7 separate regions of the Homo sapiens genome follow, and all the other regions are linked to region 3. Evidence: chromatin loops called from intact Hi-C (ENCODE). Cell type or tissue: IMR-90. All regions are shown on one strand. Region 1 overlaps TSC22D3 (TSC22 domain family member 3). Region 2 overlaps FRMPD3 (FERM and PDZ domain containing 3). Region 3 holds the start of TSC22D3 (TSC22 domain family member 3). Region 4 has its middle 31 kb from the start of PRPS1. Region 5 has its middle 8.9 kb from the start of RIPPLY1. Region 6 has its middle 26 kb from the start of MORC4. Region 7 has its middle 49 kb from the start of PRPS1.

Region 1 (4,000 bases), 58 kb after region 3:
GCCTCCTGAAGTGCTGAGATTACAGGCGTGAGCCGCTGCGCCTGGCCAGAAAATCTTTCTACAGAGACATTTAAGTCCATATTCTTCCCTTAGGGAGCCAGTGGACCCTGGGATCCATTCATTCTTTCCTAATGGAGGATCATAAGGTCTCAGGGTGATCACATCTCACTCAGCAGAACCAGAGATGTAGAGAGGATGAGAGCTTGTCTGAGTCTGGGCTGAACCTGGGACCTCCTTTCCAAGTCTTTTTTTTTTTTTTTAACTAAATCTTTGATACGAACTTGTTTTCTTATTGACCTCATTTTCCTAAAAGCTGGAATAGGGGGAAAAAGGAGTTAATTAAGAGTTGCCGGTGAGTGGGGCTCCAGGAACTCAAAGTTTGACTGCATTGTGATTGTGCTGCCAAGACTCCATACTTGATTTGGAATATTGTACACTCTCCTACACGTTCCATTCTGGAAGCCACCCTGTTAGATTAATGTCTCCTATTTCCCAAACAGATAGCTTTCTTTGAGGATTGCTTGGCTGCCTTTTGGAATGATGTGGTTGAGCATGGCCGTCTCATAAAGCTCATTTGGACAGTTGGATATTGTTCCAGTCACCCATTGCAGCTCTCCTCTGCCTCACGTGTCAGAAAAGCCAAGGCTCGCAGAACTCAAAGGCAGTCTCTGGACCTCTCTAATAGTAGGGCTGCTGCTTCTCACCCTTTCTTCTTCCTTACCACTCTCTGGCACCTCCAAACCCCCTACCAACTTCCTCAACTCACTCATTCAAGCCTCTAACCATTCAACAAACCTATTCCCTGCCCCACTGATCAGTGCAGTAGGAACAGATTTGATCTCTGGGTCAGGAAGACCCTGGGCTGCAGTTCTAGCTCTGTAATTTATTACCTTTGCCGCCTTGGGCAAGGTAGCCTCTCAGACCCTTGGTTTCTTCATCTGTAAAATGATAGTGACAGTGCCTAAACCTTGGGGTTGGTGGTGCAGCCAGCACAGTGTCTGCCCATAGCTGATGCTCTATTAATAGTAACTATTATTGTCAGTGAGTCTCAGACTCAATTTGCTTTTATAATTGAAGTATAACTAATGAACAACTCAGACGAGATCAGGTGTGTTCAGGGTGGTATGGCCGTAGACAAATTAATGATCAATTCAAATGCAGCTTTGCTGGGAACCTTAACCCTTTTGCCTTCCCTTCCCATACCACCTGGATTTCTCTGCCTCTGTCTCCACATAAGGGAGTCCCTCTTGAAGGAGCTGTTTTTACTTCTGTCCTGTGCCCTGTTTTCCTGGTGGTGTTTTTCCCCTGCCAGCCCAGCTTATTTCTCTGTCCCCTTTTCTTCTCATCATCTTCCTTGGAATCTTCGGGGGAGGGGAAAGCAATAGTTGAGGAAAAATTAACAAGCCAATGAAAGGTCAGCTCGGAGACTTTCTGAACCAAGAAAACTCTATGTGGTGCAGAGGGCAAATTAATATTAATATATCAGGGAATTCTGATACCAGTTAAGCTCCTGATTTAAGAGGTTTTTTTTTTTAGTGAATGTTCTTGATGACCCATAAGTATAGCCTGCACTTTGTTCTGTCTACTACACATGTCTTAGTGCAAACACCGTGTTCAGAGAGGTTGTGTCTTAAAGTTAACAGAATGTCCTGAGATCATTATTGTCTCCCACCTAAAGTGAGATGAAGAAAAACACCATCCCGGGCTAGTGCAGCAGGTTTACTTAGTTCTATTGGTCAGTACTTTGCAATATAATGGCTCTTGTACACATATTATCACCACTGGAATCCACCAATAGAGCACCACACCATAGCCAAAAATGTTGGCTGTTCAGTGGCATAACTGCCCTGGAAGCCGGGAGGAAATCAAGGCCTTCAGACTGCATTTGGCTGGGGCCTTGGCCAGGGTGTTAGTGCCAGGCACCTGGTTAAGATAAATGTCCTGAAGCAAACAATAATTACCTTCTTTGCTGATAAGAGGCCCCAGTACTTTTCCAATAGCATGATTGCGTTAGGATCTTTCTTTGGACCACAGCCTGTGGAGCACTGATTCATGGGTACTGGCCTTAACTTCATCCAAACTGTTGTATATGTGGTGGAACCCAATGTTCTCCTTTGGTCCTGAGTTGGTGTAAATAATATTCCCGGTTGCATCACCTGTCCCTGCCCCTCTTGCTCCTTCTGGTGGAAATTCTGCTTTTGTCCACCAGGTGGCCTCACTTAGGAAGGAGCAGAAGAAAAGGACCTCAAGTCTCTGGTGCCTTTATTTTTTTTCCCTCAGCTTGAGGCTGAATATAAATAAGATATATTTTAATGGAAACGTGTAACTTTTATTATGGAACAATCACCTCATCTTGTTTATGGTTTGGAGTCTGTTTTTCCTGAAGTACCTCTAATGCTGTGCATGGCTGGGCCCATCACAGGGCAGGTGTTTTCCTGGGATCGTTTATATAAATGTATACCTTTGGTTTGGAGTGTTATTGTCATTCGCTGTTTTAAAGAAAAGTAACAAAGTTGTGTTTTTAAAAAATAGAGACACGGGATCCTGGATAATGTTGAATGTATTTTCTTCAAAGAGTAGAATGTGGAGACTAAAGAGAAAAGGGCTGGCATCTTGTGGTCACTCCAGTGCTCACTCCAATACCCTGTCTCCTCCTCACCTCCTCTGTCACCCACCTAGCTGCTCTCCCATACATGTTCACCCACTCACCTCAGCTCCCGGACACCCTCTCCTCCATACATATGCATCTGTAGATTAGCATGGACCTGTGCATGCATTACATGCATGTCACAGATCTGTACATGTGCCGGTCCACAGACAAGTACTCCCACACCTGAACATTCAGAGGAAGGGGCAAGTGGATGAGTGCTGGGGTTCAGGGCAGGTCGGCAGGCCAGCTGGCTGGTGAGGGGAAAGCTGAGTTGATTAGAGAGTGAATGTGCAGGTGACAAAGTATGTGTGCAGGGGAGAGACTGAGAGGGCAGTGACTGGGAAGAGGGTGAGGCCGTGATGGTGAGGGCGCGTGTCCAGGGAGTATGACATGGGAGAGCATGCAAAGCCATGGGGGCATGCTGGCTGCCACCTGAAGAAGAGCTTTTCAAACTAGCGCTGTTCTTTACTGAATGCCCTCTGCCTCTTGTTAGGGCATTTGTATTTCTTATTTCTCTAGAAATCAGCTCCAGTTTGGTTTTTATCGATCTCCAGAGCCTTCTTTGGAGATGCCAGTTGGTACAAGAAAGTGCTGAACTGTTTACAGTCCCAGCCTAAGGTTCAGGGAGGGGATGTGGTTTAACTGGGCCACAAAGCCCGGTACAGGACTCATTTGCATGGCCCCTGACGCCATGTGACGCAGCCGGCTCCTCCTATATAAAGAAGCAGGAGCCAAAATATCTCCGAGTCTGGGTTGGACTGGCGGCCGTGGAGTTTGTGACATACGAGGTGACACCCCTCGAGTCACTTCCCTTCAACTCCAGCTGGAGCGCCTGCTTGGCTTTGGGTTCGTTCTGCAGCCTTCGCCCCGCTCCTAGCCTCAGGGCCGGACTCCAGCGCAGAGCCCAGCCCAGCGCAGCCTGCCAGCAGCCACCCAGCCGCCCAGCCGCCCAGCCCCGCACGAAACCCGGCCAGAGCTTCCTAGCAGCCCGAGCCATGAACACCGAAATGTATCAGACCCCCATGGAGGTGGCGGTCTACCAGCTGCACAATTTCTCCATCTCCTTCTTCTCTTCTCTGCTTGGAGGGGATGTGGTTTCCGTTAAGCTGGACAACAGGTAACCGCTGGCCCCAGCTCCGGCGCCTCCCGAGCCGGGGCGCCGGCCGGAGCTGGGCTAGGAGCCCGGTCTCTGAGCGAGCTGTGTGCCGCCGGTCCCTGTTCCCCGCGGTGCAGCATCCTGGGAAGGGGCGGGGGGGAGGGGACGCAGGAAGGGGGGGGTCACCGCCGCTCTGGGATCCGTCATCGAAGCGTCCCTGCGGCCGCTGCGCCGTGAAAACCAGCTGCTGCAGC
Region 2 (4,000 bases), 240 kb after region 3:
ATGGTTGGAGTATCTACCATCTGACAAACACTATACGTCAGGAAGCTCTGTAGAAAACCAGTTTCTCTGAGGTGGTTCCCATTATTTTGGCTTTCTTTTTCTGGGCAGGTGGCTCCAAGCAGAAGGGATTCCAGTTCTTTAAGTACAGGCTGTTTTCAGAACCAGAAAACTGGGTTTCATTTGAAACAGATTGTCTGTACTTGCTTTATCAGGGTCATTCTTGGTCATAATCCGGTACTTTATCCGTTTAAAAATATTTACTGAGTGCCTACTGTGTGCCAAGGTCTAAAGATTTCAAGATTAATAAATATCCAGTCAGTCATGAGGACTAGTTGGTAATTCAAAGATTAAGGAATACCCTTAAGTACACAGAAGCTTATTAAGTGGCTATCTATGCAGTATGGTTTGAGGGGCCCTGGGAAAGAACTCCTGTGACCCCTCTCCCCAATTGTCTGCCATGCTATGAGTCACTCTTACAAGGAAAATGTCATCTGAGAGAGACTCCATATCAGAATCATTTGGTGAGCCTTTTCAAAAGACCAATACCAGGGCCTCATCTCCAGAGCTTCTAATTCAATGAGTCAGGGCAAGAGCCCAAGTATCAATATTTTCATGTTTTCTTTTTTTTTTTCTGTCTCTGCTGCTCGAATGAATCAGAAGTGACTATTAATAGTTTTCAGAGCTTCTCAGATGGTTATAATGGATAAACAGGGTCAAGAACCATTACCAGGCCAGGTGTGGTGGCTCACGCCTGTAATCCCAGTACTTTGGGAGGCCAAGGCGGGCAGATTACTTGAGGTCAGGGATTCGAGACCAGCCTGGCCAACATGGCGAAACATCGTCTCTACTAAAAATGCAAAAATTAGCCGGTGTAGTGGCACATGCCTGTAATTCCAGCTCCTCGGGGGCTGAGGCAGGAGAGTCACTTGAACCCAGGAGGTAAAGGTTGCAGTGAGCTGAGATGGCACCACTGCACTCCAGACTGGATAATAGAGTGAGACTCTATATATATAAAATAAAATTACCAGCCACAGTATGTAGGAGTAGGTATTAGGCCATTATCAGCCACATAATGTAGGAGCTATTAATAGAAGGAGACTTGCAGATTGTCTGGTCCAGTGGTTTTTTTTTTTTTTTTTTTTTTTTTAACAAATATAGATTCCTAGGCCACATCCTGGACCTATTAGGAGGTTGTCTTCTGGAAGTAGTGGTAATCAAACTTTAACATGACAAGAGTTCTGTAATAGGTAGCAGTCTCCTTGCACCCATGAGATGCCAAGTGCCTGCTGTGAACACAGTAGTATTTTCTGTGATGTAGGGGGTATAACATTAAACACATATTGGGGGTCTTCAAGAAGCTTTCAGTATAGCTAAAGAGAGAAGATCTGTCAATGGAGACTTGTTAAGGTGGTTACGTTCTATGACATTTCCATAAACACTGAATTAGTGAATACTGAACTGTTGCTCCAATATTTCACATAAATTATGGTGTTAAAATGTAAAAACAACTCATCCTAGTAGCTTCTATGTTCTTTATTTTACAAAGAGAAAATGAAGTTCAAAAGTGTTAAGTGACTTGCCTGAGGCCACTCCACTCACAGGTGCCAGAGTCAAGATTCAAACCCCGTCCAACTGGCCCCAGAACTGCAGTTTCTTTCTTGCACTACACTGCACTGCCCCCTATCGTCTTCATCCTCTGATTACCTCTGTATGAGATCTGACACAAGAAGGCAGAGCATCACCTTGTCCGACCTCGGCTGGGAACGTGTGCATGGGGTAAATCAAAATTTTCACACTCTGCACATGTCTGCAAATGACCAGGAAAGTGCCGTGATTATTGATTTTGGGGGTTATAAATAAATTTTTGGGAGTAGGCAAATTTGCAAATAGGGAATCTGCAAATAATGAGGATCGACTGCACATGTAGGTAAGGCTGACATTCAATTGGCATGCACTGGGATGGCCATACCAGTTGTAAAATACAGAGAGATTCTTTCACACTGATTGGTAAATAGGCACTGCCCTATGCTTCCTGGATGCCACCTGACCTCTCCCCCTGGACCTCCTTACAAACGTAGATCAACTACAGGGTTAACATCTGGCACAACTAGGAGGCCTTCAAGATTCTGCTCCGGTGTTATTACTGGCTTATATTTTGACTGGATTGGCTCCTACTGTACAGGTCATTAAATGTTTTGACAATTAGCCCCGTGTGTGTGTACTCGTCCACTTCTATGCTCCAAGGATTTAGAGAGCACAAGACTGAGAACTAGAATGTAAGCTCTGTGAGGGCAGGGACTATGTTTGTCCTGTGCACTGCTATATTCCCAGCCTAGAAGAGTGTCCAGAATAGTAGGTATTTAATAAATGCTTGATGAGTGAATGAAAAAATTAGGGAAATGCTCATTGAGATTAGTCAGGCAAAGCTGTTTGGAGAACATGAGTATCAAACAAGGTCTTAAAAGAAACAGACATGTATTAGAAGAGATGTGGAATAGCAAAAGGACAAAAGTCCACGGGGCAGTAAGACCTAAGAAGGAAATGTACCTAAGAAGGAGAAGGAAATCAGCCTGGCCGCAGCAAAGGGGCCATGGGTTGGGACCTGCAGAGTAAGCAGAACAGGGGGTAAGAAAATGTTGGAGGCACTGGGATGGGAAAGTCGAGATAGAGATTGGGGTGAGTGTTACGCCCTTTATTCTGCACCTAAGTTTGGACACTTGAGTTTTGTTTAGGTTGCTTTGTTGGCTAGAAACTGGGTTTCCTTCCTTCCGTCAACCAATATTTATTAGCACCTACTCTGTGCCAGGTGCTGGGGATACAGCAGTAACAAAACACAGTCTCTACCCTCATGGAGCTGACATTCTAATGAGGGACAGAGACAATAAACATGTAAATATAATATCTCATGGGAATGTAAAATGGCACCGCCACTTTGAAAAACAGTCTGGCAGTTTTTTAATAGGCTAAATATACACTTACTATTTGATCCAGCAATCGTACTCTTGGGCATTTATCTCAGAGAAATGAAAACTTATGCCCACAAAAATCCTGTACACAAATATTATAGCAGCTTTATTTGTAGTAGTTCAAAACTGGAAACAACCCAATGCCCTTCAACGGGTACATGATTAAACAAACTGGTACATCCACACCATGGAATACCATGGGTACTACTCAGCAATAAAACGGAACAAAATATTGATACATGCAACAAGTTGGATGAATCTCGAGGACATTTTGCTAAGAGGACATTTTGCTAAGTGAAGAAAGTCAATCCCCAAAGGTTACATATTATATAATTATATTTATATATTATTTTTGCTTGTTTTTTAGAGAAGTGGCCTCGCTCTATTGCCCAGGCTGGAGTACAGTGGTGCTATCATAGCTCAAAGCAGTCTCCAACACCTGGGCTCAAGCAATCCTCCTGCCTCAGCCTCTCAAGTAGCTGGGACTACAGGTGTGCCCTACCACACCTAGCTAAATTAAAAAGAAAATTTTTAGAGACGAGGTCTCATTCTATGTTGTTCAGGCTGATCTCAAATTCCTGACCTCAAGTGATCCTCCCATCTCAGCCTCCTAAGTAGCTGAAATTCCAGACAGGAGCCACAGTGCCTTGCTTCCATTTATATAATATTTTTGAAATAAAATTAGGGAAATGTAAAGTGGTTGACAGGGATTGGGTGTAGGCGGTGAAGTGAGTGTGGTTATAAAAGGACAACACGAGGAATCCTTTGGGTGACAGACTTGTCCAGTGATTTTTTTAAGTTTTAAATTTTTGTGAGTACATAGTAGATATATGTATGTCTAGGGCACATAAGATACTTTGACACAGGCATGCAACGTATAATAACAATATTATGGTAAATGGGGTATCTTTACTGTGTTGGTGGAGACATAAACCCACATGTGATAAATTCATATTGAATCATATACATACGTTGTGTCATTGTTGATTTCCTGGTTTTGCTATTGCACATAGTTTTTGTTCTGTTTTGCCTTT
Region 3 (4,000 bases):
TTTGTACTGTTTTTGTCTGTCTGCAGCTCTGTTTCTGCAGCTAGACCATGAAGTCTTTGGGAGTTTGTCCTGTTTTGTTTACCTCTGAATCCCCACTTACACTATACCTGACACAGGACAAGCACACAGTGACTGTTGAATGAGTTCATCCAAGAAAGAGATGCCCCTTATACCCTCTTTCTGCTCCACCCAGAAAGCTACCAGCTCTGTCTGGAAGTGGGGGCCCCCCTCCGCTTTCTTAGTTTATGCAAAACGTTTTGCTGCTTGGAGTCTCTCCATCCAACGCAATATATGTCAGCAAAGCAAGGCTTCACAGAAGGGAGCCAAGGTGGCCCTGCCCAGTCAGCCTTCTCCTGAGGAGGTGTGCAATATGTCAATACAAGCTGGACTTGTATGCAAATACATACCAGCTCCTGAACTCTATCTCTGAACTATGTAGTTTTTTTATATCTCAATTATATTTACTCTTGATCAACCTGGATATAGTATGGAAAGCTGTACTGAATTATTAACAATACTGCTTGAGAGCAAGGACTACAACAAGGGAAATGTCAAGGGGACAGAATCTTGAGTTTAATGGTGCCAAATGCCAAGAAGGAAATACTTCTACCAGGGCCTCATCCCAAGGTTATGCACAAAGATAAAAGGACTCAGGCAAATATAGAAACAAAAGTCCCAGCAGTTCACAAAACACAACTTAAATAAACATTTATGGGTCTAATATATTTTGCTATAACGTTTAACATGAAATAATTATAAACAAGAGGAAAAAACATAAACACTGTAATTACAAAACAATTTAGTAGACTATAAGTCTACACAATGCAGATGAAATTTCATATTCTACTACCTCCTCTGGCTTTTACCCAAGAACATTTAAAAAAAAAAAAAGCGAAGAAGAAGAAAAAGGGAAATTAATACATCTAAAGGGTTTGCTTTTGAGAGGAGAAATAGAGACTCCTCAGCAGTCTGTTAGAACGAAAGGACCATACTCTCAGTTTTGCAGGTATGGTCAGTGACCCCCAGCACCTCTTTCACCTCTGACCTTGGGATCCTGTCAAGAGCGAGAAGTACGGCTTGTTTTTGGCTTTCCGGCTGCTACAGCATAGAGACCACAACCCCACCTCCATTTTCCCCAAGTTGCAGGGCACATATAGGACCCACAGGGCCTTGGGAATAAGAGTTACAATAGTTGGCCGCTCTTTGCTCTTAATCACAGGCCTGATGCTTGTGGTACCCGGAGGAAGTTTCAAATCTATGGAAGTCCAATCCGCAGGGACTCAGGCCAAGTGAAGCTCCACTAGAAAAAAGGGCGGCTCTGGCCCTAATTGGTGTTCCTGCCTATTAGCTGGAGCTCTCTTAGTGTAGGAGCGTGTTCCTGCCTATTAGCTTGGCCACAGAACTCTCTTAGTGTAGCAGCTCCGCCTCCTACACTTCTTCCCTGCTACTCTTGGAACCAACGCACTGTGGATTCCACCAGGAGGTACCTCTGGTGCCTCTCCGAGCTTCTGTGACGCAGGCAGAGAACGTTCAACGTCTTGGACACTAGATGGCAGTATATGCTGCTCTATTTCAAAGGCCAGACTTGTGAATGAAGGAGCCGATGCGGGGGTGGGGAGTACTGACTGAAATGTAAGTCAGTTTTACGTGAAAACTGAACGTCATGAAAAGTTTAGTTTTTTCAGACACTAATCGTTATTTAATCCTACACATTTAAAGTATTCCAAGTCTCTGAGTCCTGAGAAACCCTGGAAACCCACCACTTGCCCACCCAGAACATCCCTCCATCTTACAGAGCTGGGGCACGCCCCTCAGGCCTGTGAACATGCAATCGCTACATCTATTGAAAGGGTAACGACAGACGGAGATCAACTAAGGTGGCAGGTAAGGTTCAGAAAAGGAGAAGGACAACAAATTTGGAGAAATAGGAGAAGGTAAGTGAAGTGAGGAAAAAGAGGGGGTGCTGAAGTAAGAAATGAGGGGAAAATAAGGGAAATGGCGGGGGTAGGGGAGAGAAAAATGAGAGAAAAGAGGAAAGGGGAGAAAGGGGAAATGAGGAAATAGAGAAAAGGAGAAAAGAAATAAGGAAAGAAAGGTAAAAGAATGGAAATGGGGGAGAAAGTAGAGGAAATGGGTAAAGAAAAGAGAAAAAATAAGGGAAATAGTGGAATGAGTGGAAGCAGAAGAGCAGAGAGAAGGAAGGGGAGGACTGAGGAGAGACGGCGAAGGGGCAGAGGGAAACCGGGACAGAGACTGCCTCTGAGGGGTTCAGGGAAGAGAGGACACAGCGAGCTGGGGAAAGGAGGTGACGATATCGTTAAGTAAGCAGAAAGAGACAGAAACTGAGGAGAGTTTGAGCGTGCTTCTCTGAGTTTTGCTTACGGCATTTATTGGGTACTCCTAATGTGTGCCTGGCACTCTCTGACTCTCTGCAGAGGCAACCGCTCTCCTTGCACGCCCCCCCCCCAGAAAAAGGGGGGCTTTGGAGGGCGGCAGTTTAAGGCTACAACACTTGGGGCTCTCGAGGGCGTCGTCTCTTCTGTAGGGGGACCCATTCGAGGTGAGACTAGAGACATTTGCCCTCACGCCGAGCTCGAGCCCCGCGAGACCGGGCCACTGAGGGGGCACGGCAGCCCGGGTGGGCTGCGTGCGTATTTCTGGCGGAGGATGCGCCATGAGCGCTGAAAGAGCCTGAACCGAAGCGTCCGGCTCGCCGAGAGAGTGAGAGCCGGGCCGGCTCCCAGGAGCGCGGGCGAGGGTGCGAGCGGCAGCGTGGATGCCAGGGCACAAGGGTGCGGGCGGGGTGGGGCGAGGGGTGGAGGGACAGGATCCAGCCGCTCGGGGCCCCCGCCCGCCAGCCGGAGAAGTGGCGGAGGACCGTTCTCCGCCGTCCCCTCTAGGGTAATTTACATGCTGTCATATCCCAGTGCTGACTCCCGGGCGTGCAGACCGCTAACTAGCTCACTCGCTCTCAGCTCCTGCCACCGCTCAGCCGTCACAGCCCAGGGGAGCCCGAGAGCCTGAGAGCCTGCAAACCGGGGAGGGAGGGAGCAAAGGAGGGAGGGAGCAAGGGCGCGCCCTGGCTCTCCCTCTGCCCTGCTGCCCGCCCTTCCTGCCTCCACAGGTCCGCCCCAATCCCCGCTCACACTTGGGAAACTTGGGACTGCGCTGGGGCCGCGTGTGGCACCTCAGGGGGGCGGCCCCCGGCCTCAAGAGGAGGGGGAGGAGAAGGAGGAAGAGGAGGAAGTGAGCCCGAAGGATCCGCTCGGAGCTGTTTGTCCAGCTGTTTCTATTCGCACCCGGAGCAGTACAGCCAGAAGGGGGCCGAGCCGAAGGTGGCTGGCTTTAGGCGCTAATTTCCAACTCTTTTCCTCACAGCTTGTCTTTTCCAGGCACCCTGGAGTCCCCTCAGGCCAGCTCGGTGGGCGCGCACCTGCCAGCCGCCCCTGACCTCGCAGGCCAGGCGACCTCCGAGCCTGAGAAGATGGCCCAGTCCAAGCTCGATTGCCGCTCACCTGTCGGCCTCGACTGCTGCAACTGCTGCCTGGACCTGGCCCATCGGAGTGGGCTCCAGCGAGGCAGCAGCGGGGAGAACAACAACCCGGGCAGCCCTACAGTGAGCAACTTTCGGCAGCTGCAGGAAAAGCTGGTCTTTGAGAACCTCAATACCGACAAGCTCAACAGCATAATGCGGCAGGATTCGCTAGAGCCGGTGCTGCGGGACCCCTGCTACCTGATCAACGAGGGCATCTGCAACCGCAACATCGACCAGACCATGCTCTCCATCCTGCTCTTCTTCCACAGGTGGGTGGCTCGGCACACGGCGGCAACTCGGTCCTTGCTCCCACCAGCCTCTGCTGCACCCTCATCTCTGGCAAAAGGGGCAACTAGGAAGTTCAGGAGGGGTACTGGGGAGGTCTGACTCAGGCTACAGTGACTGGACCTTGAGGTTGCCTGGAGTACCGCGGAGCTGAGGGGAGGACTGGCAGGTGCAAGCCCT
Region 4 (4,000 bases), 120 kb after region 3:
TCTGTACTGGCCTTTTCTGAAACCTGGTGGGAGATTGGAAATACCTTCTTGTAACCTGGCTTCCCACTTGGCCCTTGCTGACATGGGTGGGGTGGGGCCAGTTGGCTTTGTGGTGTTTGGTTATTGTCTAAAGGTTTTATGTCTTGATAGGCTGCCTCTTGCCTGGTCCTTTCCCTAGAGAGAGCCAGATTTTGTTAGGGCTTTTTTTGTGTGTACCCACTGGAGTTTCTGGGTAGCCAGTCTCTCTAGAACCCAGTCTGGGATATGTGAGGCAAAAAGAAAACCCGGGGAACTCACTGCCTCAGGTCCTGAGGTCTCTACTGGATCTGCCTTCTCTCCATCTTTCGGAGTCTTATGGTTCAATATATAATGTCCAGACCTGTTATCTGACATCCTATATTTTTATTTTCTTTAAAAAAAAAATTTTTTTTTGAGACTGAGTCTCACTCTGTTGCCCAGGCTGGTGTGCAGTGGCGTGATCTCAGCTCACTGCAACCTCTGCCTCCCAGGTTCAAGTGATTCTCCTGCCTCAGCCTCCTGAGTAGCTGGGATTATAGGTGTCTGCCACTATGCCCAGCTAATTTTTTTTTTTTGAGACAGAGTTTCGCTCGTTGCCCAGGCTGGAGTGCAATGGCGTGATCTCGGCTCACTGCAACCTCTGCCTCCCAGGTTCAAGCGATTCTCCTGCCTCAGCCTCCCAAGTAGCTGGGATTACAGGGATGCACCACCATGCCCGGCTAATTTCTTTTTTGTATTTTTAGTAGAGACAGGGTTTCTCCACGTTGGTCAGGCTGGTCTCAAACTCCCGATGTTAGGTGATCTGCCCGCCTTGGCCTCCCAAAGTGCTGGGATTACAGGCGTGAGCCACCGCGCCAGGCCCATGCCCAGCTAATTTTTGTATTCTTAGTAGAGACGGGGCTTCACTATGTTGGTTGGCCAGGCTGGTCTCGAACTCCTGACCTCAAGTGATCTGCCTGCCTCAGCCTCCCAAAGTGCTGGGATTACAGGCGTCAGCCACTGCACTCGGCCTTTTTTTTAATTTTTGTTTTTTTGAGATGGAGTCATGCTCTGTCACCCAGGCTGGAGTGCAGTCGTGCGATCTCAGCTCACTGCAACTTCTGCTGCCCAAGTTCAAGTGATTCTCCCGGCTCAGCCTCCTGAGTAGCTGGGATTACAGGCATGTGCCACCATGCCTGGCTAATTTTTGTATTTTTAATAGAGATGGGGTTTCGTCATGTTGGCCAGGCTGGTCTCAAACTCCTGACCTCAATTGATCCGCCCACCTCAGCCTCCCAAAGTGTTGGGATTACAGGCGTGAGCCACCGCGTCTGGCCTGTATTTTTATTTTCTAAATCTGGCAACTCTATCCAGGATCCCTATTACCAGCTGAGGGAGCAAAGAGGATTTGGGAATTTTGGATGAATTTTCGACCACAAAGGGTGGAACAGCAAGAAGCTTCTGCTCAACCCCTATTAACTCAGGAAATCCAGGGTTTTTTTTAGGGAATTAAGCTGACTGGCCAATTTTCTTGCCTATTTATGTTAATCAAAGTTTTGCTGTGCTTCTAGAACCTTGGCAAACTTTCCTTCCCATATATTTGCCAGTGACATTGAGTTTGTGCTAATGAGGCCCTCTGCTGTCTGCAGAGAGAAGGGCAATTTCATAAATCTAGAGGCTGTAGCAAATTTCTCTGCAGAGGAACAAGGTGGATCAGGAGTTCATAAATTACATTCAATTATGAGAGTAGCTGATCCCAAAACTTTGTGGAACTGTAATGCCCTAGATCTGTTTAATTTCAAGATACTGTATCCTCACAGAAATGTGACATAGTTTGAAAATGAAGGTTATGTCAAACTGTATTTGGACATTTGGTGACAAGCTCTCCCAGGAACCCCCAAATTGGGGTACTGGGAGCCATCTCGGGACTTCACTGAGGCAGCCTGGGCATAGCAGTCAGTGGCATTTGCCAAAGGGAAGAAAGGGCTCACAGAGGCCGAGCTAGGATGTGCACCTGTGCTAGCCCAGAGCCCTCCAGGGCCCTTACTCCACCATACTGAGAGGGAAGTAGAATAGTGTTCAAACTATGGGGCCAAGTGAACCTCAACCCGTAGAGAGGGGCTGGCTTTCCCATCATCATTGCTTTCTGCTCCATCCAGGCCTTTGCTGATGGAGTCCTGAGTAGGGGCACAAAGGGAGGCAGAGAGAGGTGGTGGGAGCTGTCACACCGCATACTCCCAGGAAGTACTGAGAAGGACACCACCCACAGTACAGCCACTCTCCTCCTTGGAGCTTTTCCTTCCCTCCCTTCAACCCAGGAGAACAAACTTACAAAAAGTACTTACTCCCTAGTCCTCCCCTGAAGGGAGGAAGGAAGGGAACTAACACTTACTGAGTGCCAGGAACCTTATCAGGTAATTTACATAATTTATATCATTTAGTGTTCACAGTAGCCTTAATAATAATAATAAGGATAGTAACACTTACCCTTGTTTGAGGGCTGGCTTATATGCCAAGCACCGCTGTTCACTTCATCCTTCACCACGTAATTCCTCCCTCTCTTCATCTCTCTCTCTCTGCTTTTCTTTGTTCCTACTTCCTTCTTTTCTTTCTCCTTCCTTCCTTTCTCCTTTTTTCCCTCCCTCCCTCCTTCCTTTCTCCTTCCTTCCTTCCGTTCTTTCCTTCTTTCCTTCTCTCCTTCCTTCTTTCCTTCCTTCTCTCCTTTCTCTTTCCTTCTCTCTTTCCTTTCTCTTCCTTCTCTTTCCTTCTTTCTCTTTCCTTTCCCTCCCTCCCTCTCTCCCTTCCTTCCTTCCCTTCCTTCCTTCCTTCCTTCCTTCCTCAGGGTCTCACTCCGTTGCCCAGGCTGAAGTGCAGTGGCATGATCATGGCTCACTGCGGCCTTGAGCTCCTAGGCTCAAGCAATCCTCCCACCTTAGCCTCCTGAGTAGCTGGGACTAACTAACATGTGCACCACCTTGCCTGGATAATTAAAAATATATATTTTGTAGAGACAGGCTCTTACTATGTTGCCCAAGCTGGTCTCAAACTCCTGGCCTCAAGCAATTCTCCTGCCTCGGTCTCCCAAAGAGCTAGGATTACAAGCCTGAGCCACCATGCCCAGCCTGAGTTGTTTCTCCTAAACCTCACAACATCATGCCGAGGTCAGTGCTGTTATTACCTTGTTATAGATCATACAGCCAAGAAGTTATAGAGCTGGGATTTGAAATCAGGTTCAACTCCAAATCCCATACTCTTAACCACTACATTGCACTTCTGGGAATTAATGTAATTCAAATTTGAATCAAGGTCTGTGAAGAACTTTCTAACCTAAGGTGCCTAGGTGAGGAAGTCAGACAGATGTGCAAGAACCCATATGCACACACACAGTCTGGAAAGAACTTTGAGCCAGAGTGGGTCTCAAGCTGTCAGTGCCCACTGCTAAGCAGGCCAGGTAAACGCCTCCAGGCAATGATTACTCTTGTGTGTAGTAAAGTAGTGGCTGGAAGAGGACAAGAGGGGACTTCTGGTTTTTTATCTGGATGACAGGTATGTTCAGTGTCTGAAAATTCATTGAGCTATAATTTTTTTTTCTTTTGAGATAGGGTCTTGCTCTGTCACCAAGGCTGTAGTGCAGTATCATGATCTCAGCTCACTGCAGCCTCAACCTCCTGGGCTCAAGCAATCCTCCCAGCTCAGCCTCCTAAGTAGCTGGGACCATAGGCACATGTCACCACACCTGGCTAATTTTTTAAGATTTTTTGTAGAGATGGGGTTTCACTATGTTGTCCAAGCTGGTCTTGAACTCCTGGGCTCAAGCGATCCTCCCGCCTCAGCCTCCCAAAATGCTGGGATTATAGGCATGAGCCACCGCACCCAGCTTAGCTATAAATGTAAGCATTGTGCACTTTCTGCTTTTTTAAAGGCATGTAACATTCTAGGAAGATAAAGTAGTTCCTTGTGGTGAGTTCCTTGGGTTTTCACTTTTTTTTCTTTTTTGGGTGTG
Region 5 (4,000 bases), 880 kb after region 3:
CACTGTTTTGGCCTATCAGGAACATGGTGTTGGTTCCTGTGTTTTTGGTTTATCCCCTGGCTGGCAAGGCTCGTGACAACCTCCATGGAAACACAGAAACCCAGATACAGAAAGCCAACAAGGAATGACTGCTCTGACAGCGGGTGCCACAGCACTTGCTACTGACGTTACACCCATCATCTTGTGTGGTACTTGTAATCACAACAGTCCTAGAGATAGGTCTTATTATTATCCCCACTTATTAATGAGAAAACTAAGAGTTAGCTGGGTTTCTGTGCCTGGGTTTGTGTGCCTGCATGGAAGATGCTACAAGCCTTGTCAGCAGTGATTAAGTAAAAAATACAGGAACCAACACCAGGCCATGACAAGTAAAACAGTGAAGTCAGGTCACCAGTTTACAACAGGAGACTGGAGAAGAGAGGAGATGAACTGTCTGTCCACTAGAGAGCCATAAAGTCACAGTGCGGGGTGGCAGGGGGGCGGGGGAGTAGGAGGTGGTGACACCCACAGGTGTGGGAGTGGGGCTTTCCCTGTCCAGAGAAGACTAGACAATAGGATACCTAGGAGGATAAGAGTTAGAACAGCTGATAATTCTGGAATTCTTGTTATGAACCTTACATGGATTAACTCCTTTAATACAACAACTTTGAAGGATAGGTACAGTTGGGAAAACTGAGGCTTAGAGTGGTTTTTAAAACTTGCCCCAAATCACACAGTTGGTAAATTGTGGCACCTTCTAAGCGTCAGGCTTTTTACACATTTTACCTCATTGAATCCTTATGGCAACCCTAAAACTCAAGCACTATTATTTTCCTTGTTTTATGGATGAGGAAACTGAGGTTCAGAGAGGTTAAGGAATCTTAAGGTCACGTAATTAATAAATGACCGATCCAAGATTTGAGAGATGACAGCAATTGCTCCAGGTTACATTAATGGTAAGTGGCAGAACTAGAGTTCAGGGCTGCCTGACACCAGAGCCCTGTGCTTTCAGGAGGTGGAATCAACAGGGTTTGCTGAAGGATTAAATCTGTGGGAGGGCAAGGGAGAAAAGATTTAAGTTCTGGCTGCAGGGAAGTGAGTCAGAGGATATGAAGAACTCTGGGCCAGGGGCCAGGAAACACTGAGGGCCTCTGAAAGGTGTCACTGAGGGAGGAATGTTTGGGGACCTCCTGCCCGGCAGTGGCAGGCTCTCACAGCACCTGGGCTGTGGGCACAGGGCTACCAGGGGTGAGAGGGGGATGAGGGAATTCTGTTCCTGCCCCTCGGTGCTGTGCTGCCTCAGAGTGGAATGGGCCCTGGCTGGGCATGTCTCACTCTGGCTGAAAAGTGGGAGGAACTACCAATTGCTGAGCTCTCCCGTTCTATCCCAGGCACTGTGCTTGGCACCACACACACTTTATCCTGAACTGGGTGGTGGTGGTGGTGGGGCATCCTAATGTTTACAGATAAGAAACTGGGACTCAGAGAAGTGAAGTGACCTGTTAGTAGCACAGGCAATGAGTGGGAAGCTGGGGTAGAACAGGACAGTGCGACTACAGAGTCCTGGCTCTTAACTACTAGGCTCCTCCTTCCCTCCTCCTTATTCCCCCAGAGAAGCCCTGAAAGTCCCTTAGGGCAGGCAGCTCACCCTGGCCTCCTGCAGCCTACGGGGAAAGAAGTGTGTAAACTGTCACAAAAAGGCATTGCTATCCCCATCACTGGGGACACCTTGAGGCCTGGGACCAAGTGTGAATTAAAAGAGGTTGAGGGAGAGACCAGGAACCAGCTGGAGTCAGGCTCTGGGTTTTTCTAGAAGTCTTCCATCCAAGGGAGAGAACAGCGGCCTCCAAGTCCCTAGCGATTCAATTCGTTTTCGCTAACAGCAAGACAGGCAGCCCCCTCTAGTGGCTGAGCTCTAAACCTACAGCACAAAGCCCAGGATGAGCAGGGCTCATCCATCCAGAGGATTCTATGGCCAGCACTGTTTTGTACCTGGTGGTTATAGGGACAGACTCTGGATTTAAACCAAACCTGGGTTCAAATACTGGCTCGACTCCTTGTTAGCTAAGTGACCATGAGAAAATGTCTCTAAGCCTTAGTTTCTTCATGTATAAAATAGGAATGATAATAATACCATTTTAACAGGGTTAATGTAAGAATTAAATGAGACAGCATATGTAAGGGGCTGGCAGAGTACTTGGCACATTACAGATGTGATAGAGACATGCACATATATTTATATATACATGTACACACACTACTATACATTGTGCATAGGTGTATATATGAATGTATACACATCTAATAATTGTTCTTTTTTGACACATGCTATCATAATAGTCGTCACCACTTTGACTTCCCTTGCCTTTCCCATCTGATATGGTTTGGCTGTGTCCCCCCTGCCCCCAATCTCAAGTTGAATTGTGGTTCCCATAATCCCCACATGTCATCGGGAGGGACCTGGTGGGAGGTAACTGAATCATGGGGGCGGTTACCTCATGCTGCTGTTCTCATGATAGTGAGTTCTCAGAAGAGCTAATGGTTTTATTAGGGGCTTTTCCCCAATTTGCTTGGCAGTTATCCTTGCTGCTGCCATGTGAACAAAGACTTGTTTGCTTCTCCTTCCATCATGATCCTAAGTTTCCTGAGGCCTCCCCATCCCTGGGGAACTGTGAGTCAATTAAACCTCTTTCCTATAAATTACCCAGTCTTGGGTATGTCTCTATTAGCAGCATGAGAACAGACTAATACACTATCTATCTAGCTCTACTAAACCCTGGTGCCCCAATTACTGTCAACACACTCCCCTGAAGCTTATGGGAAAGACATGGGCTAAGATACTTGCTTTTCTCCATGCACACTTTCAAGAATCTTGGACTGCACATCTTTGTCCTTCAATATTCTGGGAATGTTAATAAGCTTGCTTTACACAGGTGCTACGCTCTTTCTGTGTTTCAAAGCAACTTTACCTCCGTGATCTCATTTGAATCTCTTAATACTCCCAGTACTCTCATTTTTTTTCATTTTGTTTTAGATACGGGGCCTCACTGTCACCCAGGCTGGAGAGTAGTGGCTCAATCATAGCTCACTGCAGCCTCAAACTCGTGGGTTCAAACAATACTTCCACCTCAGCCTCCTGAGTAACTAGGACTGCAGGCGTGTGCCATCATGCTCTGCTGTTTTTTTTTTTTTTTAAATAGAGACAGTGGTCTCATTTTGTTGTCCAAGCTGGTCTTGAACTCCTGGGCTCAAGCAATCCTTCTACTTCAGCCTTCCAAATTGGATTACAGGCATGAGCCACTGTACCCGGTAACATTTTTAAATGAGGATATTGAAGATGATGACATGGGAAATGACTTGCTCAAGGTTGCATAGCAAGTCAGTGCAGGAGTCAGAACTAACCTCCAGAATCTCGATGTTGAGTCCAGTGCTTTCTACCAACCCTTGCAATCGTCCAGGGCCTTAAGCTCTGACTAAATATGAAGCACTTGTAATCCAGGACAGAACTTACTTTTGAAGGCCACACCACTACACTTTGACACCAATCTCCTGCTTCTACTGAGGCCAAGGTTGTATCTCCAGGAAACTATCAAACTATGATTCTTTACCTATAAGAAGTGGTGCCATGTTGCCAGGACTGGTGACCCAAGACAGCTACATCTCCGAAACATGCAAAGAATACAATTAAATGTTAGATGATGGGTTTGCAGAGAGGTGAACATTATCTTTTCAGCCAAGCTGCATGCACTGCTAAAGAATTAGCTGCTGTCCTGTACTCACAGCCAGCTTGACTTAGCCACTCTTTTTGTGTTGGACATAACCATCAGTGTCTCAGAAGGGCAGCCTTGTCCCTAGTCAGCACAAAAATTGGGAGGTGTTGATGCATGTCAGCAGCATGGGTCCTGATGGCAGCATCTGTTTGTAGGCACTGAGAGAAGCAGTACGATAATAACTCAAAGCTCTCAGTGTCATTTGATATTACTTTGGGGGCAGAGGATGCAGGCTTGGCTGTCAGTAGCAG
Region 6 (4,000 bases), 750 kb after region 3:
CTAATCCAGAGCAATGCCCTAACTCTCTTTAATTCTATGAAGTCTGAGAAAGGTAGAAAGCATCGGAGGAAATGTTTGAAACTAGCAGAGGTTCATTTATAAGGTTTAAGAAACAAGGCTTTCTCTATAACATAAAAGTGTAAGGTGAGGTAGCAAGTGCTGATGTAGAAACTGCAGCAAGTTTTCCAGAAGAGCTTGCTAAAATCATTGATGAAAGTGACTAAACAACATATTTTCAATGTAGCAGGAAAAAAGCCTTCTATTGGAAGAAAATGCCATCTAGCATTTTCATAGCTAGAGAGAATTCAATGCCTGGCTTCAAAGCTTCAAAAGACAGACTGACTCTTTTCTTAGGGGCCAGTGCAGCTGGTGACTTTAAGTTGATACCAATGCTCATTTACCATTCTAAAAATCCTAGGGCCCCAAGAATTATGTTAAATCTCTGCTTGTGCTCTATAAATGGAACAACAAAGCCTAGATGACAGCACATCTGTTTATAGCATGGTTTACTGAATATTTTAAACCTACTATTGAGACCTATTGCTCAGAAAAAAGATTCCTTTAAAAATATGACTGCTCATTGACAGTGCACCTGGTCACCTAAGAGCTCTGATGGAGATGTACAAGGAAATCAATGTTGTTTTCATGCCTGCTAACACAGCATCCATTCTGCAGGAGTAATTTTGACTTTCAATTTCTGTTTTTTTAAGAAATACATTTCATAAGGATATAGCTGCCATAGACAGTGATTCCTCTGATAGATCTGGGCAAAGTTGAAAATTGAAAACCTTCTGGAAGTTGAAAACCTGGAAAGGATTCACCATTCTAGATGCCATTAAGAACATTTGTGATTTATGGAACAAGGTCAAAATATCAATATTAACAGGAGTTTGGAAGAAGTCGATTCCAGCCCTCATGGACAACTTTGAGAAGTTCATGACTTCATTGGAGGAAATAACTGCTGATATGGTGGAAATAGCAAGAGAACTAGAATTAGAAGTGGAACCTGAAGATGTGACTGAATAGCTTCAATCTTATGGTAAAATTTGAATAAACAAAGGGTTGTTTCTTATGGATGAGCAAAGAAAATAGTTCCTTGAAATGGAATTTACTTCTGATGAAGATGCTGTGAACATTGTTGAAAAGAAAACAATGGATTTAGAATATTACATAAACTTATTTGATAAAGCAGTGGCAGGGTTTGAAAGGACTGACTCCAATTTTGAAAGTTTTACTGTAGGTAAAATGATATCAAATGGCATTGTGTGCTACAGAGACATCTCTCCTGATAGGAAGAGTCGATCAATGTGGCAAACTCATTTCTTATCTTATGTTAAGAAATTGCCACAGCCATCCCAGCCTTCAGCAACTACCACTTTGATCAGTCAGCAGCCATCAACATTGAGGTAAGACCCTCCACCAGCAAAAAGATAATGACTAGCTGAAGGCTCAGATGATTGTTAGCATTTTTTAGCAATAAAGTTTTTTTTTTTTTTTGAGATGGAGTTTCACTCTTGCTGCCCAGGCTGGAGTGCGATGGCACAGTCTTGGCTCACTGCAACCTCTACCTCACGGGTTCAAGCAATTCTCCTGCTTCAGGCTCCCAAGTAGCTGGGATTACAGGCGCCCACCACCATGCCCTAATTTTTGTATTTTTAGTGGAGATGGGGTTTCACCATGTTGGCTAGGCTGGTCTTGAACTCCTGACCTCAGGTGATCTGCCCGCCTCGTCCTGTCAAAGTGCTGGGATTACAGGTGTGAGCCAGCACACCCGGCCCAATAAAGTGTTTTTAATTCAGATATGTACATTGGTTTTTTTTAGACATAATGGTATTGCACACTGAATACACTACAGTATAGTGTAAGCATAACTTTTATATGCACTAGGAAACCAAAAAATTTTTGTCACTTACTTTATTGCAACATTCACTTTACTGTGGTGCTCTGGCACTGAACCCACAATATCTGCAAGGTATGTCTGTATTTGCGACTGCAACCCCACCCAACACACACACCATTTTAAGGAAGGATCAATTAAATCAAAAGACTACGAATATTTTACTATGGCTAAAGTATAATGGGAACTCTTGTGTTGGCTGCAGCTAGTGTAATGAGCTCCCTGTCTACCCTCCACTCTCCACATACTAATATCCATTTGTTACCATTGATAAACTATGAGAAGTGTTTGTTTGTTTGTTTGTTTATTCTGGGGAGAGGAACCAAAAGAGATGAAGAAAGAGAACAGAGGTGATAATATAGGATGTGTTCCCAGCCCTGTGTACTGAGTGACCCCTTGTGGTTAGAGAAGGATGAACAAACCAGAAATGGCAGGGAACATTCAAGAAAGGCTCTGAAATTCTGGGCGTAAGTGGGTTAGCTTTAGATCTAAGTCAACACAGTGTAATACAGAATAGGAAAAGCCCTTTTTGCCTATTCTTGGGACTCAGTACTGATTTGATACCCTAAAGAGCGAGCATTTTTGAAGCATGCAGAGACAGTTTACTTGACACTATAGGTGGTATCAGTGGTCATGCTTTTCTGAGTAGCTCGTCAGGCAGCAGTTGTAGACAAATGGGATTCAGAAAAGGAGAAAAGAACAGGGTGACTGCTCAGTGATAACTACAGTGGATAAATTAGTTTATATCACATGAGAGACATCTCTTTGCTGCAGTCTCCCAGTGGACATTTGTATTACATACATATACACAGGCACACATATTCATGGAAAACTGTATTGACGGCATGAGTATGTATATAGAAAGACAAAATAATCTACAGATAAAAACTATAATAAGTGAATTTGGCCATTTTACTAAATAGAAAGTCATTATGTAAAAGATCAATTTTATTTCAATAGACTAGCAACAAGTAATTGTAAATGAAAAAATTTTAAAAATACTATTTAGAATAACATAAAATACCTAGGAATTAGATTAACAAGACCTCTACACAAGAACCTACAAAATATTAGTGAGAGAAATTGAAGCAGATGTAAATAAATGGAGGAATTTACTAAGTTCTTGAAGAACTCAATATTGCAAAGATGTGAGTTCTGCCCAAATTGATTTATAAACATAATATAGTCCAATTAAAATCTCAGCACATTCTTTCTTCAGGGAGTGGAAATTGACACGCTCACTCTAAAATTTAGAAAGTGATGCAAAGAGCCAAGAATAGCCAAGACAATCCTAAAGTAGAAGAACAAAGGGAAGATTAACACAGATAGCAATACTTATAAAACTACATTAATAAAGACTGTGGCCTTTTCAAAAGGACAGACAAATAGACTAATAGAACAGAACACAGTCCAGAAATAGGTCCACACACATATGACATTTGATTTGTGACAAAGATAACACTGCAGAGCAGTGGGAAAAGGAATTCTTTTAAATTAATTGTTCTAGGTCTATAGAAGGAATGAAGGAAGAAATGAATCTCAGCCACAACCTCACACCTATACAAAAATGATTTCAAGGTGGATTGTAGATCTAAATGTGAGAGGCAAAACAGTAAAGCTTCTAGAGCATAACATAATAAAGCATATTTATGATTTTTGGAATAACAAATATTTTTAAATGGGAGGCAAAAATAACACTAACCATTAAAGGGAAATATTAAATTGGAATATATTAAAATTAAGAACTTCTGATCATCAAATTGTACCATTAAGAGAGTGAAAAGGCTGGCCAGGCGCAGTGGCTCACGTCTGTAATCCCAGCAGCACTTTGGGAGGCCAAGGCAGGCGGATCACTTGAGGCCAGAAGTTTGAGACCAGCCTGGCCAACATGGCGAAACCTTGTCTCTACTAAAAATACAAAATTAGCTGGACCTGGTGACGCATGCCTGTAATCCCAGCAACTCGGGAGGCTGAGGCAGGAGTATCACTTGAACCCAGGAGGTGAAGGTTGCAGTGGCCCAAGATTGTACCACTGCACTCCAGCCTGGGCGACAGGGCAAGACTTTGTCTCAACAAAAACAAAACAAAACAACAACAACAACA
Region 7 (4,000 bases), 100 kb after region 3:
GCTTCATCAGGGACAGGAGGAGGGTGATAGCAGGGAAGGGCTCTTCCCCATGGGATGCAAAGGTAGGGTTAGAATTTGCCCAAGATCCTTGCTGTCTTTCTCTAGGATCTGGGAAGCAGTGGTCCCTCGGGGCTTGGGATGGAGTTGCCAGCACCTTCCTTGGTAACCTCTGAGGCCATTATGTAGTTAGTGGGGAGGCTGCCTAGTATGGTGGTTAAGGGGAGTGGCTCTAAACTCAGATGCATCTGAGTTCTAGGCTTCATTCTCCCCTCACTAGCTGCAGAACTTGGACAAATTACTCAACCTCTCTGAGCCAGAATGTCCGCTACCAAAGTGCAAAATTGTGATAATAAAGGTACATGCTAGGATTAAATGAGATTATTCAGGTAAGCATTTAGCCTTGCATCTGGCACATAGTAAGGATTTAATAAGCGTTAGTTATTATGATTATCCCCCTTCGATTTTATGCCCATCGTCCCCTCTTGGTTCCCTCATCCCTCATCAGACCTTTTTCCCCAAGGCCACAGCTCAGGACCATCCCCTTCGGGCCACCATTGCCTGGCCACAGAGCTTCCTCATGGATCCTTCTCAGACAATCTCAGTCCTTGCTCCACAGATGGCAGTTCTCCCTGGGACTTTCACCCTAATTCGGAGCCACTTGCCCTCTATACCTCAGCACTTTGCCTTTTCTGTCTTGTGCCATTGTAGGAGAAGGAGCCAGAGACAGGGAACAAAGGACAGGGACAGAGAGCAAGCTGGCTAAGCCAGGCTGGGCAGAAGAGACGCTGAGAGTCTGTCCCGTCAACACTTTTTCCATGTGGGGAAGCAGCCACCAAGGGACTGAGCTTTCTGAGAATGTCCAGCTCCCATCCTGTCCAAAGCTGGGCTTCCCCGGGGCCACAGCCTCCACCCCAGCTGAGTTTCTGATCTCTTGGGTGGAAGGAAGGAACAAGAAGCTTAAAAAGCTCAAAAGATCACCTCCTACATAGCCCTCCTGGCAGCCCCCTCAGTCCAGCCCAGCACTGCCACCTTCGATTGCTCTCTTGCAGGCATCCACGTGCCACAGTTCACACCAACCACTGAAAACCCAAGGGGGAAGCTAATCTTTTCTTTTTTGTTTTGTTTTGTTTTTTGAGACGGAGTCTGGCTCTGTTGCTCAGGCTGGAGTACAGTGGCAGGGTCTTGGCTCACTGCAATCTCTGCCTCCTGGGCTCAAGTGATTCTCCTGCCTCAGCCTTCTGAGTAGCTGGGATTACAGGCATGCACCACTATGCCCCACTAATTTTTTGTATTTTTAGTAGAGACGGAGTTTCAAGCACGTTGGCCAGGCTGGTCTCGAACTCCTGACCTCAAGTGATCTACCCGCCTCGGCCTCCCAAAGTGTAGGGATTACAGGCGTGAGCCAGCATGCCCAGCCGGGAAAGCTATTCTTGAAAAGAGAGGGAATTCCTGAGGTTGACCCACCACCGGAGGCAGCGTTTTTTGCTCTCCAAAGTGCCCACAGGTCTCTCCAAAGGCACTTACTTCCCCTCCACCTCAGATGAGTTATGGAGAGCAAGTGTGAAAATGTCCCTGGTGCTAAATCAATTAGGATCGCCTTGGCAATCAAGTCCTTGATTTGTCAGCTTTATTTCCCAGCTTCTTCCGTACCTTCTAGGTAGAATCTCATTAACTCCTTTCCAATCTCTAGGAAAAAAGCAAGCACCTGAGAAAAAGAGGACACACACAGCTGCATTCAAGCCGCCTTCACAGAGAAAACAGGTAGTCAGTGGGGGAAAAAAATTGGCGATGTTATGCTTAAAATAGCTGGGAAATGGTAGCAGTACTTTAAAAGCAAGCCTGGCTGGGGGGCCTTTCCATTGGCCTTGCCCAGCTGTCTCCCTCCCACTCAGAACGAAATGTTCTGTCTTTTTGTGGTTGTAACCTCTTTTCACTTGGAATGACTTGCTATGTCTGGACGTTGATCAGGGCTGCTGCTCTAAGACGCTCTCACGCAATAATAAATTACCCAGTAAGCCTTGGTGTAAGATCTCCTCCCCCGCCCCCGCCCACTTTTTTCTCCTCCCCGTCCTCCTCATCCCACTGGAAAAGTCGCTGTGGTTGGTTCTTAGGCGGCTTCCAAGCCCATGCTGATCAGCATCACTTGCCTCTGGCCACCCTCCCCTGTGACCGGCAGCACATGTCGCCCCACGCGGCCCCGGCTTGGGGAGCGTAAGGCATGTGGGCCTCCATGCGGCCGCCAGACGAGGGCGGGACCGGGACGCTTCGCCCTGCCTGGGGCTCCTGGTGAGTTCCGGGTGACTGGAGTGGGGACAAGAGGCACCAGGGAAGGACGTGAGTTCTTTAGATTTTCCAAACGCCTCTGACACATGTCCTCACTCAAAGCTGCCCAAGAAAACAAAACAAGCTCCGCTAACTAGGGAGGCGGGAAAAAGTGGGGGAGGCAATGAAGGTTTGGCCTCAGAATCCCAGAACTACAGTGGGATGAGGGGTGGGCAGGGAGGAGGTGGAGAGGCAGGCAGGGCTGGCCGCCCTGGCACAGCCTTGGAAGCCAAGCTTTGGGGTTTAGAGGAGAGCAGGGGTCAAATGCCTGAGAGCCTGCCTAGGCAGGTAAGGGGAAAGGGGAAAGTGGCCAGGGTACAAGAGGGTGGTTCTCAAAATTGGCTGCAAATTATAATCACCTGGGGAGCTTTTACAAATCCGGACACCCGGGTCTCACCTTACACCAATGTTATCAGAATCCCAGGGGGTGAGACCTAGGCAGGAGTGTTTTTCTAAACTCCCCAGGTGGTTCCAATGTGCAGCTGACTCTGAAAACCAGCAGTGCAAGAGCTCGCTGCTCAGAGCTGGTCCCAAGCCCGGCAGCATGAACCACAACTGGGAGCTTGTCAGAAATGCAGAATCTTGAGCCCCAGCTGGGATCTACTGAATCAGCATTTGCATTTTAAAAATAACAGCCCTATTAAAGTATCATTCACATGCCATAAAATTCACCCTTTTAATGTGTACAATTAAGAAGTTGTTAGTATATTCAGAATGTTGTGTAACCACCACCTCTATCTGGTTCCATTTTCATCACTCCAAAAAGAAACCCCAGACCCTTTAGCAGTCAGTCCCCATTTCCCTCCCCACAGCCATGGGCAACCGCTGCTGTACTTTCTGTCTCTAAGGATTTGCTCCGTCTGGATGTCGCAATTACACACATTACGGTTTGCAAAGCACTGGCATGAAAAACCCTCTAAAACAAACGGCCCTTACTCCCTTCCCACAATCATTGCCATGCAGCCATGAGGGTCCAGAGTTGCTAGATTCTCTGCTTTTTTGCAAAAGAAGCCAATATGTGGATTTTTATGTGAAATCTTCCACTTTTTAAAAGGTTGGCAACTAATTCAAATTTATGGAAAACACTGTTCAGGCCAAACAAAACCTGCCCAAGGGCTGGATTCAGTCTGTTAGCCACCAGTTTGCAACTTCTGACAGTCACCAGGTTCTTCCCAAACCCACCCAAATCCTTTCTACTCCAGCCATAGTCTTTCTTTTTGTTCCAGTTTCCATGAGTGTGGGAAAATTACTGCTTAGTAGCCTCCTTATAAAATCTTCTCATCTTATTTCTCCCTTCTCCAAATGGACAGCCAAGCATTTCTTGAGGACCTACTATGTGCTTAGTGCTTTATATATTTTGTGAATCACTTAAATCTTCACAACAACCTTTAGGGCAAAGATTATTACCCAAGTTTTAAAGACGCAGAAACTGGAGCTCAGAGAGGTTAAGTAACTTTCCTGATGTTGCACAGCCACTAAGTGACAAAGCCTGAACTCTTTCCGCCTCACTACACTGCCTCTACTTCACCAATCTCTGCCCCGAGGCCCCATCTTTCATCTTTCTTCCTATTCTGAGCCTTTTCCCTTTTCCCCAGATGATGGACATGGCTGTCTGATGAAGACTCTAGACTGTCACAGAGCATGGTCTCAACAAGCTTAGGACCCATGTTTGCTGGGG

Evidence for each region. Peaks named below come from ENCODE experiments on the same cell type or tissue, not always from the same donor. Only the 100,000 strongest peaks of a DNase experiment are listed, where the experiment ranks them.
Region 1: it touches region 3 in a loop (7-fold over the local background); 86 of 110 quality-filtered maps call a loop at or near these places.
Region 2: a loop joins it to region 3, with 19 times the contacts of the local background. A loop is called at or near these places in 28 of 110 quality-filtered maps.
Region 4: it touches region 3 in a loop (15-fold over the local background); 95 of 110 quality-filtered maps call a loop at or near these places.
Region 5: it touches region 3 in a loop (8-fold over the local background); 13 of 110 quality-filtered maps call a loop at or near these places.
Region 6: it touches region 3 in a loop (9-fold over the local background); 15 of 110 quality-filtered maps call a loop at or near these places.
Region 7: a loop joins it to region 3, with 5 times the contacts of the local background. A loop is called at or near these places in 83 of 110 quality-filtered maps.

The regions. Positions count from the first base shown.
Region 1 is chrX:107,716,457-107,720,456 of GRCh38, reverse strand. All of the region lies in intron 1 of TSC22D3 (TSC22 domain family member 3), which reads left to right. Among named protein-coding and RNA genes, the nearest start is that of TSC22D3, 57 kb to the left of the region's middle. RefSeq lists an enhancer at 3,696-3,775. In IMR-90, a CTCF peak has its summit at 2,194; DNase peaks (open chromatin) are centred at 2,206 and 3,356; H3K4me3 peaks cover 837 bases; H3K27ac peaks cover 484 bases; H3K27me3 peaks cover 667 bases.
Region 2 is chrX:107,535,688-107,539,687 of GRCh38, reverse strand. All of the region lies in intron 4 of FRMPD3 (FERM and PDZ domain containing 3), which reads right to left. All of the region lies in intron 1 of FRMPD3-AS1 (FRMPD3 antisense RNA 1), which reads left to right. Among named protein-coding and RNA genes, the nearest start is that of FRMPD3-AS1, 8.1 kb to the left of the region's middle. In IMR-90, a CTCF peak has its summit at 1,682; no DNase peak of the experiment used is centred here; H3K27me3 peaks cover 181 bases.
Region 3 is chrX:107,774,904-107,778,903 of GRCh38, reverse strand. It overlaps TSC22D3 (TSC22 domain family member 3), which reads left to right and starts at 3,117. Exons shown (of 3, transcript NM_198057.3): 1 at 3,117-3,804. The coding sequence starts at 3,485. NCBP2L (nuclear cap binding protein subunit 2 like) reads right to left here and starts at 1,171. Exons shown (of 2, transcript NM_001348372.2): 1 at 1,046-1,171. RefSeq lists silencers at 2,778-2,837, 2,811-3,105 and enhancers at 2,868-2,917, 3,194-3,770, 3,771-4,000. In IMR-90, CTCF peaks have their summits at 1,548 (motif pointing right) and 3,020; a DNase peak (open chromatin) is centred at 1,573; H3K4me3 peaks cover 460 bases; H3K27me3 peaks cover 900 bases.
Region 4 is chrX:107,657,560-107,661,559 of GRCh38, reverse strand. No RefSeq gene overlaps it. Among named protein-coding and RNA genes, the nearest start is that of PRPS1, 31 kb to the right of the region's middle. In IMR-90, a CTCF peak has its summit at 1,632; a DNase peak (open chromatin) is centred at 1,609; H3K27me3 peaks cover 154 bases.
Region 5 is chrX:106,892,414-106,896,413 of GRCh38, reverse strand. No RefSeq gene overlaps it. Among named protein-coding and RNA genes, the nearest start is that of RIPPLY1, 8.9 kb to the left of the region's middle. RefSeq lists an enhancer at 1,235-1,759. In IMR-90, a CTCF peak has its summit at 1,878 (motif pointing left); DNase peaks (open chromatin) are centred at 1,083 and 1,853; H3K27me3 peaks cover 625 bases.
Region 6 is chrX:107,024,028-107,028,027 of GRCh38, reverse strand. No RefSeq gene overlaps it. Among named protein-coding and RNA genes, the nearest start is that of MORC4, 26 kb to the right of the region's middle. In IMR-90, a CTCF peak has its summit at 2,291 (motif pointing left); no DNase peak of the experiment used is centred here.
Region 7 is chrX:107,675,120-107,679,119 of GRCh38, reverse strand. No RefSeq gene overlaps it. Among named protein-coding and RNA genes, the nearest start is that of PRPS1, 49 kb to the right of the region's middle. RefSeq lists silencers at 1,756-1,875, 2,706-2,765. In IMR-90, no CTCF peak of the experiment used is centred here; a DNase peak (open chromatin) is centred at 2,029; H3K4me3 peaks cover 761 bases; H3K27ac peaks cover 489 bases; H3K27me3 peaks cover 551 bases.